Regions from separate parts of the Homo sapiens genome. Here region 1 is linked to region 2. The links are chromatin loops, found by intact Hi-C in ENCODE. Cell type or tissue: Caco-2. All regions are shown on one strand. Each heading gives the region's core, and the rest is flanking DNA. Links, peaks and the distances in the headings are about the cores only. Region 1 overlaps NTM (neurotrimin). Region 2 has its middle 120 kb from the start of NTM.

Region 1 (8,334 bases), core at 124-8,123, 140 kb after region 2:
AAATTTGAGAACCATTGATTTAAAGGAGTGTGAAGACTGAATGTTGGGAGCTCTTTCTGGAAGGGCCACTCCCAGGGCTGGACATGTGGAAAAGGAAGCAGCAGCATGGACCCTGCCTCCTGGGAGGGGCCTCAGTGTCTCTCGAATACTCTCACCTTAGAAAAAAATCCTTTAAGCCACCGGGACAGAGGAGGCTTGGTGGTGTGTAAGCCGTATAAATATGTACATTCACTTATCTATGTAAGTACATATAGATTCCCTTTGGCTAGGGCTGCCAGATTTAGCAAATAAAAATCCAGGACACCAGATATATTTAAATTCCTGATCAACAAATGATTTTTATTATGCAGAGCACATACTAATACTAAAAGACATTTGGGTTTTGGGTTTTTTTTTTTTTTTTTTGCAATTCAAATTTAATTGGGCATCTTTTTCTTGTTTTTAGCAGGCAGGATATCCTACCTTTTGCCCGTAAGTATTAGGTACTTAGTGGAAATAGCCTGATCAGAATCAGTGTCTAAAAGGTAGAAGTGGGTTTTAATGGCCTATTTATTTACATTTTAATAGGAATGTGTATGAGTTGGCAGGGAAGAAAAAGAATGCTGCTCTTTCTGGCTCATTGTATTATTTTAAGATCTGTATTTGGGGAAAGAGAAAGCAAGGAAGAGAATATAGGGAGAAAGATGGTGGTTGGCCTGGAGTGGTGGCTCCTGCCTGTAATCCCAGCACTTCGGGAGGTCGAGGCGGGCGAATCACTTGAGGTCAGGAGTTTGAGACCAGCCTGGCCAACATGGTGAAACCTCATCTCTACTAAAAATATAAAAATTATCCAGGTATGGTGGCACGTGCCTGTAATCCCAGCTAATTGGGAGGCTGAGGCAGGAGAATTGCTGGAACATGGCAGGCAGAGGTTGCAGTGAGACAAGATCATGCCAATGCACTCCAGCCTGGGCGACAAGAGCAAGACTTCATCACAAAAAAAAAAAAAAAAGAAAAGAAAAGAAAAGAAAAGGAAAAAGAAAGATGGTGGTTGAAAGTAGCCTATATGCCAGCAAGTCCTCCCTCTAGTCAAGTAACTGAGCACCTATTATGGGCCAGGCCCTGATTCACATGACCCTGAGTGAGATGAGCAGCAACGCTCTAGGAGGTTGAGCTCCCTGCCTCGGGCCTGGCTCCTGGGCAGGTTCCCTGCAGCCACCCCTTACCTGCCCCAGGTGACAGGATGCCACCTCAGAGGGTGGGACCTTGATGCTGTGGCTGGGCAGTGAATGACAAGCTTCCTAATGAGATGGAGCTGGGGGAGCGGCTTGCTGACAGAACAATTTGCCGGTGCCCAGAATATCTGCCCAGCCTCGGCAAAGCGGCAGCCTGGCGGGCGGCAGAAGAAATTTCAGGATTTATCATTCGCCTTGGTGGCAGGTGTGCCGTGAGCCGCCCTACTTCCCGCTGTGCTTCTCTAGACCTGCAGACTGGATGGGCAATCCACCCAGGCTTCTAGAGCCTCGGGAAGAACGTGTAAAACTATTTCCTATTTTTTCCTCCTCCTGATCAGCTTGTGTTGATGTAAATGACTGGAAAAGCAGTTTTCGGCTTATTTTCACAGCTTAAGGGCTTCGTGAGAAGCTTATTATTGAAAAATTAGAAACTGAAAACAACTTCTTAGACAATGAAATAGCAACCCAGAGACTGTGTGTGTAAGGCTGGGTGTGCTGTAACTGGCTGCGTTACAAATAGGAACTCCCCTGGGATTCAGTAATCAAACACGTGGCAACAGGTTGTCTGTTTCAACAGAGAGTGAGTAATCAAAGGAGATTTGCAGTTAATCCAAATATAACAGCAAAGCATCCAAGGGAAGCCCGGGGAAAGGAGACCAGAAGGGTGAGGGGTGGATGAGGCCACTGGTTTGGAGTTCCAGATGCAACAGAGAGAACTGGGAGAGGGGCAGAAGGTTGATCTCTCTGGGTGCTTGTGTTGGTCCATTTGCATTGCTATGAAGGAATACCTGAGACTGGGCAATGTACAAAGAAAAGAGGTTTATTTGGCTCATGGTTCTGCAGGCTGTATTAGTGTGGCACAAGCACCTGCTCAGTTTTGGGTGAGGCCTCAGGAAGCTTTTAGTCATGGCCAAAGAGAAGGGGCGCTTTCATGTCACATGGTAAAAGAGGGAGTAAGAAAGAGAGGAGAGGGAGGTGCCACGGTCTTTTAAACAACCAACTTTCGAGTGAATGAGAATCCATTACTTTGAGGAGGGGACCAAGCCATTCATGAGGGATCTGCCCCCACGACCCGAACACCTCCCACCAGGCCTCACCTCCAATACTGGAAATCACGTTTCAATATGAGATTTGGAGGGAACAGACTATCAGCAATGGAGGAACAAGCTGCACAGAGGAAGGGGAAACTGAGTCTTGGCTACACATTGAAGCAAACCAGAAAAATAACCTGAGCACTTGGCCCCTACACTTGACCAGTGATGTAAAATTTGGGAGGAATTAATTAGCATTCAGTGATTTACTTCAAAATCCTGAGTCCTACACAGGATTGAGGTCGGGGTGGAGAAGGACTTGCTCCAACTCGATGGGCTAGAAAGAAGAAAGTGGTGCAGGCCTGGGAAACAGTGGTAACCATCAGCATTTCAGGGAGACACTTCAGTTTGCATGTGTATCTCCATGGTTCTCAAAGTGTGGTCCCTGGCTGGCAGCATCAGGGTCCCCTGGCACTTGTTAGCAATATGAATTCTCAAGCCCCACCCCCAGAGAGCCCTCTGACTCTGGACCTCTGAGAGGAGGCCCAGCCATCTGTGGATCAAGAAGCCCTCTGCATGATTTTGTTGCATACTTCAGTTTGAGAACCACCAGCAGACCTGGTTACCTGGCCAGAGGTACCAGGAGGTGCTCACTCAGGGTTCGTATGTGGGCTTGTGTGTGAACTACTACGCCCAGTCCCAGGTGAGGTCCTGGAGCAATTCTGTGCTGACCCATCTGTCCTGATCTTCCTAACCACACGGGGCTGCGGGGAAAGGCACACTTACTACACGTGTGCTACTACCATGTGCCAGGCACTGCTAAATGTTTTATGTGTGATATTTTATTTAATCTTTCCCTGAACCTTGTGAGGTAGGGGTTGTAGATAGCATTTTAGTGCTGAGAATATTTGAGTTCAGAAAGGCCAACTTGCCCAGGTCTCTATGTTTCCTGAGTCTGTACCCTTATTCATTCTCACGCAGCCTCTCCGCCACATACTTCTCTGTCCCCACATGCTTTGGGTGCCACCTACACAAAGCAACTACCAGCCTGGCAGGGCCCCAGCTCTCCACTGCCAAGCTTGGCCCTCCCCGCCCCACTCCTTGCCTCATGTTAATTTCCCACCTGAGTACTGAGTACTTTATAAATAGCAAATCTAAAATGAATTTTCTACCAGCGATCATTAGCTCCCTTGACATCCATTAAACATTCTCGCAAGCAGAGCGAAGTGACAAAAGGGATTGATTTTTACAGTATGTTTAATAGGGGAAAAGAAAGAAAGGTGTTGACAAGTCTTTTTTTTTTTTTTTTTCTGTCCTGATATCACCAGGAATTTGAAATCAGTCAAATGACTTTTATCTGGGAAAAAAAAAAAAAAAAAAAGAAAAGAAAAGAAGAAGGCTAGGATTGGGTGCGGGAGGAGAGGGTCGGGAGACAGAAACAGGCTCCCAGCACCCTGTGCGGCTCATTTCTACACCCGTGACAGGTAAACATAAAGTTAGTTACCTAGTGCCAGCCACCAAGATGAATATGTCAGATTTAATGCTTCAAAATATATAGGGTCCAAGCCAGGGAGGGAGTAGCGGGGAGTGGAGGAGGAAAGAAGGCTGTATTAAGGGAGAGGGAAAATAACCAATCTTCTGCTGAAACTATTGGAAGAATAAATGTGTTGATGCAATAGTTGAAGTCAGAGAAGGCTGGCATATGAGGCACTGTAGCTGAAAATTTAACTTTGATTTCAATTTTCATATTTGTCAGCGATAATTAGATTCAAGAAATGTTTTGCCACTGCTCTAAAATACTAATAAGTAGAGGCCTTTGTAGTTTGGTTAATGGAGTCTTTTTTCCTAGTGGTCTAGGAAAATTCCATTAAAGCAAAAAGTCATACTATATTACAGTGTTTCAATACGCATTGACTCTGCTGCCGCGGTGATATCATCCCAGGGATGGGAGTCCTGTGTGCAACCACAGAGCCCCTGAAGGGATGGGAGTCCTGTGTGCAACCACAGAGCCCCTGAAGGGATGGTAGTCCTGTGTGCAACCACAGAGCCCCTGAAGGGATGGGAGTCCTGTGTGCAACCACAGAGCCCCTGAAGGGATGGGAGTCCTGTGTGCAACCATAGAGCCCCTGAAGGGATGGGAGTCCTCTGTGCAACCACAGAGCCCCTGAAGGGATGGGGTTGGGCTTCATAGGCCTTAGCTGTCTATCATTTCAGACCTGCACAGACCTCCCTGGCTCATGGGTGAGGGTAGGGGAGAGAGAAGAGCAAATTCAATAAAGCCTCGCCTTGAGAAGGATGTGTTTTATAAGCTTCGCCTCCTGGAGCAGGTTGAAGAGAGGGCAGGAGGAGTTGATGGGCACCTGCCTGAGGAGAGGAAGCACTTTCCCTGCTCTCCCCAGTCTGGACGCCTGTTGCCTGTTCCTTTAATGAAGAAGCTCCACCCAGTGGCAGAATCTACATGCACTCCTCCTCCCAAGCCTCAGCCTGCTCTGAAAGTCTGGAAGGTTGCTTTCTCTTGAGATCAGAATTTGATTAAGAGAACCAAGGTCTATTATTTTTGACTGGCTTTTCCCTGGAGTGCCTGTGCATCTCTGATATCCCAGGTAACTCCCTGCAGGGCAATATGGGGTGGATTGGGCTTCACCTGCTTTAATGTAGAGGTAAGTGAAGGGTTAAGTGTATTGTGCCCACACACTCCAGAGAGTTCCTGTGGATGAGGGAAGGCCTAGGGCATCCTCATCTCCCTTCTACCCTACTTTCCACACCACTCCCCTGCCGTCAGGGATTAATAATCACATGCTGGGCTTATTCAGACGGGCTCTCTCTGTCTGGAACGCCCTCTCGTAAGCAGACTGCTGCTGCAGCCACCTGTTAGCCCATCTCCCTGAGCCCAGGGACCTCACGGACCCTGCTCTCAATTGTCCTTCCCAAAACTCTGAAGTGGATCCCCAGACTGGGATGCCAGTCCTTGCCAAAAGAAAGCCCCATGGGCCTGTGTGATCTCACCCACCTCCCCACACATGGGCTCCTTCATGTCAAATTGTGCTCTTCTTGACATAGTAGTAGAGAGACTTGGAATTTACTAATCCTAAACCACAAATGGGAAGTGATGGAGGAATGGACAGATGGCAGGTAAGGGGAGGAGGGTCCCACCAGGATTGCCACCTAGGCCTGGATAAAGATGACTTGCAGAAGCCACACGAAGCAAAAGGGAGATCACGCCCATTCCATTAGTGCAGGGCAGCAGCAACCGCCCATCCTTCCCTGTGCCCATCCTGGGTGCTTCTTTCCTGGCCCCGTGCCCTCCTCCTACTGCCCCCACCACCACCTCCCAGGGTGAACAGAGAGGGAGGGCCTGTACTTCTTCCCAACAGCGCAAAGACCTACCTTTGGCCCATGCCTCTCTCTCTCCGCCCCTCCTTCCTTCCCTCTTTCCCCACCAATCGCTGCCTAGCTGCAGCTTCACTTTTCTCTAGTGGCATGTGCCAGATCTTATCCCTGTGAAGCACTTGAGGATGAAAGAAGGAAGGGGATATTAAATCCACCAGTGATACGTGCAATTGGGAGAGGCTTTTGTTGTGTCATTTCCTACCTCCTTCAGCCTATTAAGCAAACAAAAGTGCTTGTGGAATGAGAAATGTAAATGGCCAATGCAAGCCGATTAATCCTAGATGTACAATTCCATTAATAAGGCCGCTTTTTAATAGGCGGCTCTGGCAGCAACAGCAGGCAGGCCAGGAATTGATGTATTCTCTGTAATTGTATTGCAACTAATAGGATATGAAGAAAATTGTACCGGAGAAGCAGGTCTTTCAACACGATTTTCCAATCAGCTGAAATAATGACTTGCAGGGGAAAGCCTTGAAAAGGAATGACACACACAAAAATACAACATCGTCCAGAAGTGTCCATGATTCCCAGTCCCAGCTTGAAGCTTCTTTCTTTCTTTTTCCCCTGGCTTCCCTCATTTCTCTCTCTACTCCACTCTCGTTCTTCATCTCTTCTTCCCCATAGGTAATGCCAAGACCCAGAAGAGTCTGGTCACCTGTGGAGGGCCTCCCAGGGAGATTCCCCACCCCTGCCCCCCAGCCTTTTGCCTGTCTAGGCCCCCTCACTGGCTGAGATTGCTTGGTCCACCTTTTGAGAAGTCAGAGCGAGAAGGAGAGAGGCTGGGTGCTCTATGGAGAGAAGACTGAGTAGGGACTCAGTGTCGGCCCTTCTACTAATGCTAGTTGTTGAGTGACTTTGGAGCCATGCCTTCACCTCTCTGGATTCTTATCTGAACGAACCTTCCAGCCCCAGAATGCAGCAGCTCTGAGTGCATTTTCAAAGATCAGGCTAGGAGAAAAGCTGGCATCCTTTCACTTCAGGACCAACGAAGGCTATCTAAGAAGAAGAGCCCTTTTCTAAAGGGGTGTCCTCATTATCTGAACATCCATCTACTGAGAGGCCCTGCAGAACTCAGGCATCTCAGCGTCGAGCTCAGCTTTGGAAATCAGGCCTGTGTGCATACTTAATCATGGATAAGTTGGTCAATTCACTCCTTCCTTCAACAAATATTTGCGGGGTGTCAATGGTGCACTAAGGCACTGTTCTAGGTTCTGGGAATGAAACAGTAAATAAAGCAGGTGAAACAGAAATCAATCCTTGCCCTCATGGTGCTTGCAGTCTATCCAGTCAGCAACACTTTTGGTGAGCCTAACAGCTGGGGTGTTAGGTACGGGACCTTTCTCTGAGACTACTTAGGGATGGGAACTAAAAGCCCCTCTGCTGTTGTTTACTTGGCCAAGGTGGCAGTGGGAGCCAGGCTGCCTTCACATGACCCCTGCCAGCACCTCTCAGTCCTGCTCTCAGCCTCTCCTGGTCACTGGGTCTCTGTCCTGCCCATTTGTGTGTGGACTCTGACCCTTCCTTGGTCACAGGCTGGAGAGTAGATATAAAAAGAAAAGGCAAAGCACATTTCAGTTGAAGTCCCCAAGGAAACTGATATGATTGCTGAACAGAAATGGTTCCAATAAGGGCAGAGAGGAATATTGCTTTTATAGCTTTTGAGACATAAAACATTTAGAAAATGTGATTGACTGGCAGGGTCTAATTTATCATTTATCTCATTCCCTCTGCTCTCACACTCTGTCTTGCTCCCCACAACACCCAGGCAGACACTCATGTGCAAACTTTTTTCTCTCTTTTTTCTTTCCTTTCTTCTTCTCTTTCTGAGACTTGGATTTATCATCATTCCATTAAGCAGGAGAACTCCTGTGGCTATTTATAATTAATGCTCAGAAACCTGCCAATCCATTTAATGACACTAACAGGTCATGGCCCCCTTATAGCTCTCCATTAATCATCATTAGAACCGCTCTGAGTTTTTACATTCCTTTTAAATGTTAATTCACCTCTGTAATGCTCCTTTTAGTTAAAACTGTGAAGGGAGAAGTGGCTGGTGTCTCCATGCTGCCTGCCTGGGAATGGCGTGGTGGGGTTGATGAAGTCTGGCTGATTTCCTCTGTTCTTTTTCTCCTCTGACCCCTGTCCCTGCTACCAGATGTCAACCCAGTTTATTCTTTGGTTGTCTAGATTTATCTTCTAAAAAACACCCAGTGGCTTAAAGTTCTGGGCAAATAAAGATATTTGAATACCTTTGGCCTCCCAAGGCTCAAGCAACAACCTGTGAGAAGTTCTTGGCTTACCCACTAAGACCCAGGGTCCTGACGTGGCAGTGCAGCTCCTAGAGGTGAGGGGGCAGAAAGGGTTCTGGAGGTGAGCAGGGTCTAGAACTGTTCATGCAATGTCCCAGCACTCAAGGGCAGGCTCCAGAAAAGCAGGTAAAAAGCAGTCAGGTAAAGAATTATCTTTCTTTCTATCAAGAGAGCTGACCACTTGCTTCATTTTTGCTACTGATGGGCAATGAGACTGGGCAAAACATTCAACCTCCTTCCTCACCTACAAAACGGGGTCCATATCTGTCATTTCCAAGGATAAGGGTTAAATCTATAAAATATTAACTGGCATTGAAATCATCCTGGACTTTTAAAACCGATCTCAGTGCCAGGCGTAGTATCAGTGTCATTTCTTGAGCTTCTCTGCCA
Region 2 (8,334 bases), core at 315-8,314:
GATCAATGCATTTTATTTAATTGGCGTCACCCCATCATATTAGAACATTTAGAATTTGTCTTTATGGCCTTCTTTATACCCCAGGAAGGGCTCTTGAGGGCAACGCAAAAGGGCAGCTTTGGGTGTTGAACGGGGTCTCCATTAATTTGGGATGAACTGAGTGTCAGAAAATTGAGTTTCAAGGGCAGCCTAGGAAACTTGTCAATTTCAAGCTGTCTGCTGTGGAGCCAAAGCATCCTTAGTTGCTGGATTTTGGAGGCTTGTTTACGTTGGTTTATGTAATAGCTACAGTCCCCCAGGTTGATTAAGTAATTTCTTCATTTAGAACATCCTAAATTGCATGACATTTGAGAGATTTCCTTGACCTTGTCAAGGGCAGATGCTCACTTTATTGCTTTTCCTTATTCTTTGCTTAAAGAAAACAGACTGCTTTCTCCCTCACGGCAACTAGAGGTGAGTGGAAATGACCACAGATGTTTTATGATTATCAAGCCCTTGCAGTTGTACGCCCTAAACTGGCTAATAGCTTCTCTCCTGTGTATTCTTGTTCTGTCTTCTGTAATTTTTCCTCCCATTTTCTTTCCAAGTCAAAATCTTTGCCCTTTATGTGAAGCATAATAATACTTAGCATTTATGCAACACTTTGCATTTTTAGGGTCCCGAATGATCAGTAATGAGCTAATCCACACATGGTGATGGTTGTGCAGCAGGCCAGCTGTTACCCCATTGCACAGATGAGAAAACCAAGGTCCCAGTACAGCAACTCCCAATTGAAAGCCAGGCAACCCTTGCACATCTGAGTCCCTGGCTTCAAGTGAAGGCTTCCTTCGCACTTGGCTCCCAGGAGTAAAATCGAGAGAGAAAGAGAAGGATCAGAAGTTAAATTTTCCCTACGTGCTTTCTTTATTAAAATTTAACCTGTTCCCATTTTCAACTATTTCTTTAATAACCTGCCTCAGCCATAGAGAATTCCAGTCCAGTTCAACAGGAAGCTGCCTGCATGCCACTTCCAGTGCCACCCATGACTTAATAAGCCCTTCCTTGCTCCTGTCACCAACGTCATCAATGGAAGTTGTACATGCTTCAGGACTCAGGACACATTCCTCCCCAGTGCCTCTTTCTTGTCTTCTTGGGCCGACAGCTGGCTGGTTATCACAATCATCTGAGTGCACCCACCTTCTAGGGCAGTCTCCTAGGCTATATTTGGTTAGCTTATTTATGAGGATGTCACATAGGCAGAATCAACAACCTTCCTGTTCTTGAGCTCTAATATGTTTATTGTGTCATCACTTCTACAAGAATCATCTTCCTCTTTGAGACAGGAGTAACCTGGGTGGGTCAGACACAATGTGCTTCTTTCAAAGCCACACTGGTATTTCCCAGCACTCTGCGGTTTGTCTGTCTCCCAATTGATTCTCTTTTGATTTGCCCTGAGAGTCTTTCTCATAGGAAAATCAGGTTTTGTTATCAATCTCTAACTTTCCAAGTCGCCTTCCTGCCTTTTTAAAACATACATTGCATTTATTTGTTTCTTGTGTTTGGAAACCTTATCCAGTCCTTCATGAATTCTCAAAAACAGGATTTGTTGAAACTACAATTCCATCAGTCAGTTTTTAATGACATGTCCACTAAGTTATAAGACTGTGGATGGCAAGGACAATATTTTATTTGATTTTTAAAAAAATTCTCCATGGTGCTGAATACTATGCCCTGGCAGATTAACAGGTGCTTAAAACCTGTGTGAAATGCATCTGCCCAGCCCTGTAAGATTCTAGGTCCTCTGGGAAATACTACAAAATATATTATCTTGTCCAACCTTCTAGGAATTTTCAATTTAGGTGGGCAAGCGAGTCTTACATCCATGAAACTTTTAGAAAATAGTAAATGACAATATGATCAAGGGCCAGAATGGACAATAAAGACTGTGTGTATAATGCTCCAGTAAGTAAGATAATTAACAATGGGATCTTATAGGTGGCTAAACTGGCAATGTACTCCAAATGCAGCTGCAGGCATTGGAGGGTGGGCCTCGATCTGGGCTTTGGAGTCAGACAGATTTGGATTTAAATCTGAGGCTTCTGCAATCAAGTAGCTGTGTGATTCGGACAAGTTGCTTAACCCTTGTAAGCCTTGGGTTACTTATCTGTCATATAGGAATAATCCTACTTCTAATAATGCATTCCTATGAGGATGTAAACTCCAACAGGAAAGAGAGTGCTGTCTCTTTTGTTCACTGCTCTACTCCTATTGGCTAGAAGACCAATGACCATTTGTTGATGCAATCAACCTCACCAGGTTTTCATTAGTTTAGGCAATATACATAAATTAAAAGTTGAATGCAGTGCTGAGCATAATATGTGCTCAATACAATTTTAAAATCATTATTGTAGCTTCACTTGGGTTTGGCAGTACTTAACCTTCTGGCCATGTAATCCTTGAGTTCTGTTTCCTGTAGCAATGAGCCCATAGCAATGAACCTAAGTGCTGATATTCTAAAAGAATATCAGGTCTGTAGAAAGCTGTCCGTATATTCTGACCTGCTTTGTGTATTTCTTCAATTACTTCGCCTTACTATTGTATCTTCATTTGTTTGTTTAAATCTTTTGAATCTGGATTTCTTTGTTATTTTCCTCCAGATTTTGTGACTCACTTGAATCATGTCTTTTTCCATTGCCTCTCTGGCATCTTGATAGTTGTAGGTGATTTTCTTATGAAAGACCAGTGCCCACTGTGAGGCCATGGGACACAGCCCGAAGCCCTTTAGCTCCTGGATAACTAGCTAATAGTTCCCTAGAAGGAATGCCCTCAGGCTTCCTGAGGACTGGAATGACTCCTTGGCAGAGGTGAAGCATTTTTTAATCTATCTGAGTTATTTAAAGTTTAAGACAGGGATAACCTACACGAGAGACTATTTTCTTGAAGAATACAGACTTGGGGTCCAGGCTCTGCTATTTGCTAGATTTACAACTTTGGAGAAATTAACCTCTTTGGTTTTCCATTTCTTTTTCAGTTAAACTGTGGTGAAAAAATACCTATCAAATAGGGTTATGGTGAGTGTTAAGAAAACCGATGTGTGCAAAGCACATATATATTTTGTTTTTATTTTTATTTTGTCTGTTTCATGTTTTCAGAAACCATGATCAAAGCATTCATAAGTTCTCCAAAAGGGTTCCATTGGTCCTCAAAGCACTTTTCACACATAAAGAGGAGGATGCTCAAAGAACTAATTTCTTGCAACTGACCTCTAAGTGTGGCTAGTACTTTCAGGCACTGCAGGGGGCTGGCTGCTGTAAAGGATACCAAAGACTGTGGAATTCACACTCTAAGGAGCCAAGACTAACAGGAATACACGAGACTACAGTGAGCAGCACAGATAGCAGTTAATGAGAGCTCAATTAGGTGGTGCAAAAACCTAAGTGCTGAGAGGAAGGTCAATGACAGCTGGGTGCGCTAGAAAGGGTTTGACTGCAGATGCTCTGCAGGCTTCCCCAGCCCTTGAAAAAGTACACTTGAGGGAGGAGATAGGATGAGGCTTTTGTTGGCAGCGTACTGAAAAAAAAAAAAAAAAAGATTTTCTTGGAATCAGCCCCACCAGATGACTTAGGGATACTATAAAAATGAGGCCATACTCGCTACCTGGAAGTCAAGAGACCTCAGCAGCCCAGGAGAAGGCCATGGTGGGAGCACACGAAGATTAAGCTGGGACCACCTGTAGTGGCAAAAATCAATACCTAACACTCAATGCCCAGATGCAGATGGGGTTCTGGCCGTCAGGGGGCACTGTAGCAGAAGCCCTGGAGCCCCAGCTGTGCGTAGTCAGGGCCACTGCGTTTCAGGACTCCAGGGAGTGCCGTTCCCGTCGCGTACACTGGGAAGGTGCCACCTAAAGTCGGCACAAAGTGGCGGCCCCGAGTGTAGCTCATCCTGCATGATAGTGTCTTCTCCAGTCAATATAAACCCTGGGAAGATGCCACGTGTAGTGAAATATTCCTGCAAACTCTATCGACACATGTCAGTTTTCCTCGATCAGCACAAGAGGAGTGTTCAATAAAACAGCGTATAAGGTTAATTACCAGGGCATTCCACATAGTGCGATCACTTTGTTAGTATCACAACCTTTTATATGTCATGTGTGACAACACTGCAAAGTGGTTTGTACTGTTCATTAATTGTAACTTGGAACTTCCTTCATTTGAAAGTGGTCATTTATAGGCACACGTCCTCCAGATCCTGAGTAGGTGGAGATTGTTTTAAAAGGGGGATGGGGGTGACAGTTTCCCCACCTGTCTTCACTAACATGCTTGCTTTTTAATTTTTTTCTTTCTTCCTTCTCTTTTGTCTTTATCCTTCGCTTTCTTTCTCCTTTCCTTCTTCCTTCTGTTGACAAAGGTGAAATGAGTAAGATGCCTTTTAAGGAGCTCTGGGTGAGTGCACTACCTTCTACTCTAGAAAAATAGAATGAAAATGGGCTGGCTGCAGAAACCAGGAACTTGTCTGATCCCTACGTGTATTATTCCCTTTTCCTTGTTCTATGCTATTTCTCATGCTGCCTTTGTGCTTTTGATTCCTGACTTTTTTTTATGGATTTTGTATATGCTGGAATTCAGAGGCTTTCAACATTTTTTTGACTGAAGCCCTGTATGAAATAGATTTTATAGCTTCAGCTCAGAACACACACAGAACTATACACTCACATACTCACATAACAAACAAAAGAATCACTGAATAACATTTAATCTTAAGATGGAGGATGTACTCTGACATTTTATATTCTAATCTGTCTTTTCCTATTTTATTTCATCTATTCAATTTCACTTACAAAAACACTCAACCATAGCTCACTAGATTTATTTCATAGCTAATTAATGGATCATAATTGATAATTTGAAAAACTGTTTTAAATGATTATTAACTCCTGAATTACTCCTGTCTCTTAGTGGTCTTTCATTCCTACCCAATTTCAGCATATGCTTGATTGGATTATTTTCTTGAAATCCAAATGGTGACACCGATAGCATAGATTAAAGAGCAGATAAAAAAATACAAAAGAGCATGCAAACAAGTTTGAAGTACATTAAGTTGGTCTAAAAAGCTTGAAATCTCACATTTTATTCAATATTTTAAAAGGTTTTTCCTTATAGTATTGTAATCTCTACCTGTATGTGAAGAAAATCCTGACAGGCTCATGACATTTTTGCTCACTGTTAAGCAGGTATACACACTGGCCAGTCAGAATGAACACAGGCAGTAGGCAATCTCTGTGACAGTACTGTGGCTGGCTGGTTCAATACCAGATTAGTTCTTAAGCAACAGATCTTCTATTTAAGTTACAAATGCAATCTGAGTTTGGAAATTAGAATATGCAGTCTAGGATTTTCATCACCATTCTGAACTGAATTTAACATTAAATCAACCCTGCACCAGTGTGACAGTAACCTTCCTCCCAACCCCCTTGGAACTTGAAGACAGCCTCTGATGGGGCTGGGCAGAGGAACCTAGGAGGAAGGATGGTCACAGGAATAGGGGCGTCCTTCCCTTCCCCGTAGAGCAATCAGGCCCTGGCAGCTGAGGAAAGGTGCATGTTCATGGCAAAACAACAATATGAGGTCCCACGGATCCTCCTTGCCATTGTATTTCTCTCACACTCTGGCGGGAGCCTTCTTGGGCAAGACTCAAAGGAGGTCAGGCCCAGCTCTCTTGCTCTGGCATGGCCATGCCTGAGTGTAGGAAGCATTGCTCACTCAGATTAACTGGGAGTGCAGGCTAATTGGGGCCACCTTCCTATTCCACCTTTCCCTGTGAGTCAGGTTCTGGCCACTTGCCCTGACACTGACCACTAGAAACTCAGCCTTACAACCTCTCTTGGGAAAAGAAGGAAGCTCCTCCACCCACTACCCCCAGGGGCTGAGTCTGAAAGCACAGTGATAGCTATTGGTAAAGGAAAACCCATCATATCCTCCCTTGACCCTTTATGTCCTGAAAGCAGGAAAAGTGTAGCACTGTACAGAGTTTTTATTAATTTCCTTGTGTAATCTACACTGTCTGACCACTTACTTTGGAATTTTCTACCTACTGCATCTTGGCATCTCTGCTATAACTTCAATTTTTCTATCTTGTCATTCTGTGAAGAGCATTTAAAGTTACATGTGACTATGAAGAAAACATAACGGAATTTTTTGGGGCATTGTAACTCTTTGTATTATTGTAAGCCAGGTCAAATTAATTAATTTCAAATTCGTCAATTGCATTTGCATCACTTAATTATATCTTTCTTGACAATAGATCTGTTGTATTTTTTTCTTTACAAAATTCATGTAAACTTGTTTCAGAATAATCCTTTTATATTTAGGATTCACTACTAAAATAACAGCAAAATGAAATCTGCAGCTCACTCTTTTCAGTCTTCACAAATGAAATCTTAAAGTAGATATTCCAAAAAAGGAGACTGGGTAGCCTTCTGCTCAGTTACCATAATGGGACTTGGAGGGTCAGGGAAGTTCAAGATAAAAATCCCCACTCCCAAATTATTTGCCACACCCAACTTCGTCAAGCTAAGTATGAAGTAAGGGGAGGAAAAGGGAAGGCAGCTGCCAGTCATTGCAAGCTGTCATAACGAAGTACCATAAACTGGGTGGCTTATGAACAACTAACAGTTATCTCTCACACTTCTGAAGGCTGGAAGTCCAAGATCAAGGGGCCAGCAGACTCTGTTCTGATGAGGGTCCATTTCTTGCTTCTTGGTTTAGACATCCGTCTTCTCACAGCATCCTTACCTGGCAAAAGAGGATCAGAGAGCTTTCTGGGGTCTCTTTTATAAGGGGACTAATCCTATTCCTAAGTTCTCCACCCTCATGCTCTAATCACCTCCCAAAGGCCCCACCTCCATCACACTGGAGGTCATAATTCAACACATGAATTTTGAGGGAGACACAAACATTCAGTTCATAACACAGCCAAGTTAAGCCATAAAGTCAGGAAAATAAAGGACCCACCATGGTTCAGGAGATCAGGCTGGAGGTTCAGGACATCAGGCTGGAGAGAATAAGAAGACTTGGCAGAGCTGCCAAGAGGACCTGCCACTTTCTGTGTTCTTAACAATGGCAGGTACAGTCAATTTCCTAGTGCACTTGAGCCCGGCTCCAGGTGACCCTGTGTGTCCAGCCCACAGGTACCTAGTCTTCCTGCCTCCTGCTTGCTCCCACCCTCCCCAGGTCTAACAGCCAGTCATGGGAAGACAACTGTCATTCAGCTTTGATCCAGCATTCCAGGTGGCAATATTTTCCTGTTTTACTTTCTTTTGGTGGAGATTAAAATATTTTTACTATTAAGCAGCTACTACCTGAATAATAAGAATCTATTTTTGGGGTGAGGGTTATCGGGGGAGATTATATGGGAGCTCTATGTGAATTGTAGAGGAACACAGAGAATAAGTGTAAGCTGAGGGCAAAAGATTGCTATTTTAAAAAATGACTTCATCCACTTGTGCATTATAAGGGAGTAGAGGTTTTATCTCAGGGAAGATGACTCTTTTGTTTAGGAAAGGCAATTAATAGGCCTTTGGGTTAGGCTCCAAAGCCCAGTCTGCAGTGGAGGATTGAGACAAAAAGGAATTAAATCCTTCTGCATAATAAAACAAAAACCTGGACCAGAGAGCTGTGTCACATTTAAAGCAGTACAGTCCAAACTGGAATTCCAGGTCTTTGCCAGATCTTCAACAGAGCCCAAGGTGCTTGAGCACTCAGTGACCCTTGGGAGCTTCTAGATTTCCTTCCTCCAAGGTTGTTTCTTTCACACAAACCATCCCATGTCATCGTCTCCATCTTGCTTGGAAGATAAAAGTCCATATTCATCTCGCTCCCAGTTCCCGTCATCTTGCAGGACCTCCTACTAATGGGTCAAGCCCCCAGAGCAAGGGCCCTGGAGGGCATGATCCGTACTCCATGGTGACTGCAGTTCTGAGAATTCTTCCACATGGCTATTGTCTTTTCTCTTCCAGTGAGCAGAGGAAGGTGGGGAAGCTTGGTAACATGCACCTGCTGAACCCCACATGGGCATGATTGGGACAATTATATGCTTTTACATAGTAATAAGTTGCTATTGTCCTGAAAGTTATTGGAAATTGCATGGAAAGGAATGGAATTTAGGCACCCCAGGAGCCTAGGTAGTCTGACAATGATAGGTGCTCTGGGGATAGAGGACAGGACAAGACCATGCCCTGTGGCTTCAGGGCAATTCCCAAAGACAGGGGAGAGGGGAGCCCCTGTGCTCCGAGACAAATCAGTGACTATTTAGGAATAGTGGCATCTGGAATTAAATTTGATACAGTTTCTCTTA

The links. Hi-C counts contacts between places; a loop is a spot of excess contacts. Peaks named below come from ENCODE experiments on the same cell type or tissue, not always from the same donor. Only the 100,000 strongest peaks of a DNase experiment are listed, where the experiment ranks them.
Region 1: a loop joins it to region 2, with 4 times the contacts of the local background. A loop is called at or near these places in 5 of 110 quality-filtered maps.

What each region holds. Positions count from the first base shown.
Region 1 is chr11:131,388,038-131,396,371 of GRCh38, forward strand. All of the region lies in intron 1 of NTM (neurotrimin), which reads left to right. Among named protein-coding and RNA genes, the nearest start is that of NTM, 22 kb to the left of the region's middle. In Caco-2, for the core only: no CTCF peak of the experiment used is centred there; a DNase peak (open chromatin) is centred at 4,655.
Region 2 is chr11:131,242,997-131,251,330 of GRCh38, forward strand. No RefSeq gene overlaps it. Among named protein-coding and RNA genes, the nearest start is that of NTM, 120 kb to the right of the region's middle. RefSeq lists an enhancer at 3,052-3,697. In Caco-2, for the core only: a CTCF peak has its summit at 3,780 (motif pointing right); a DNase peak (open chromatin) is centred at 3,815.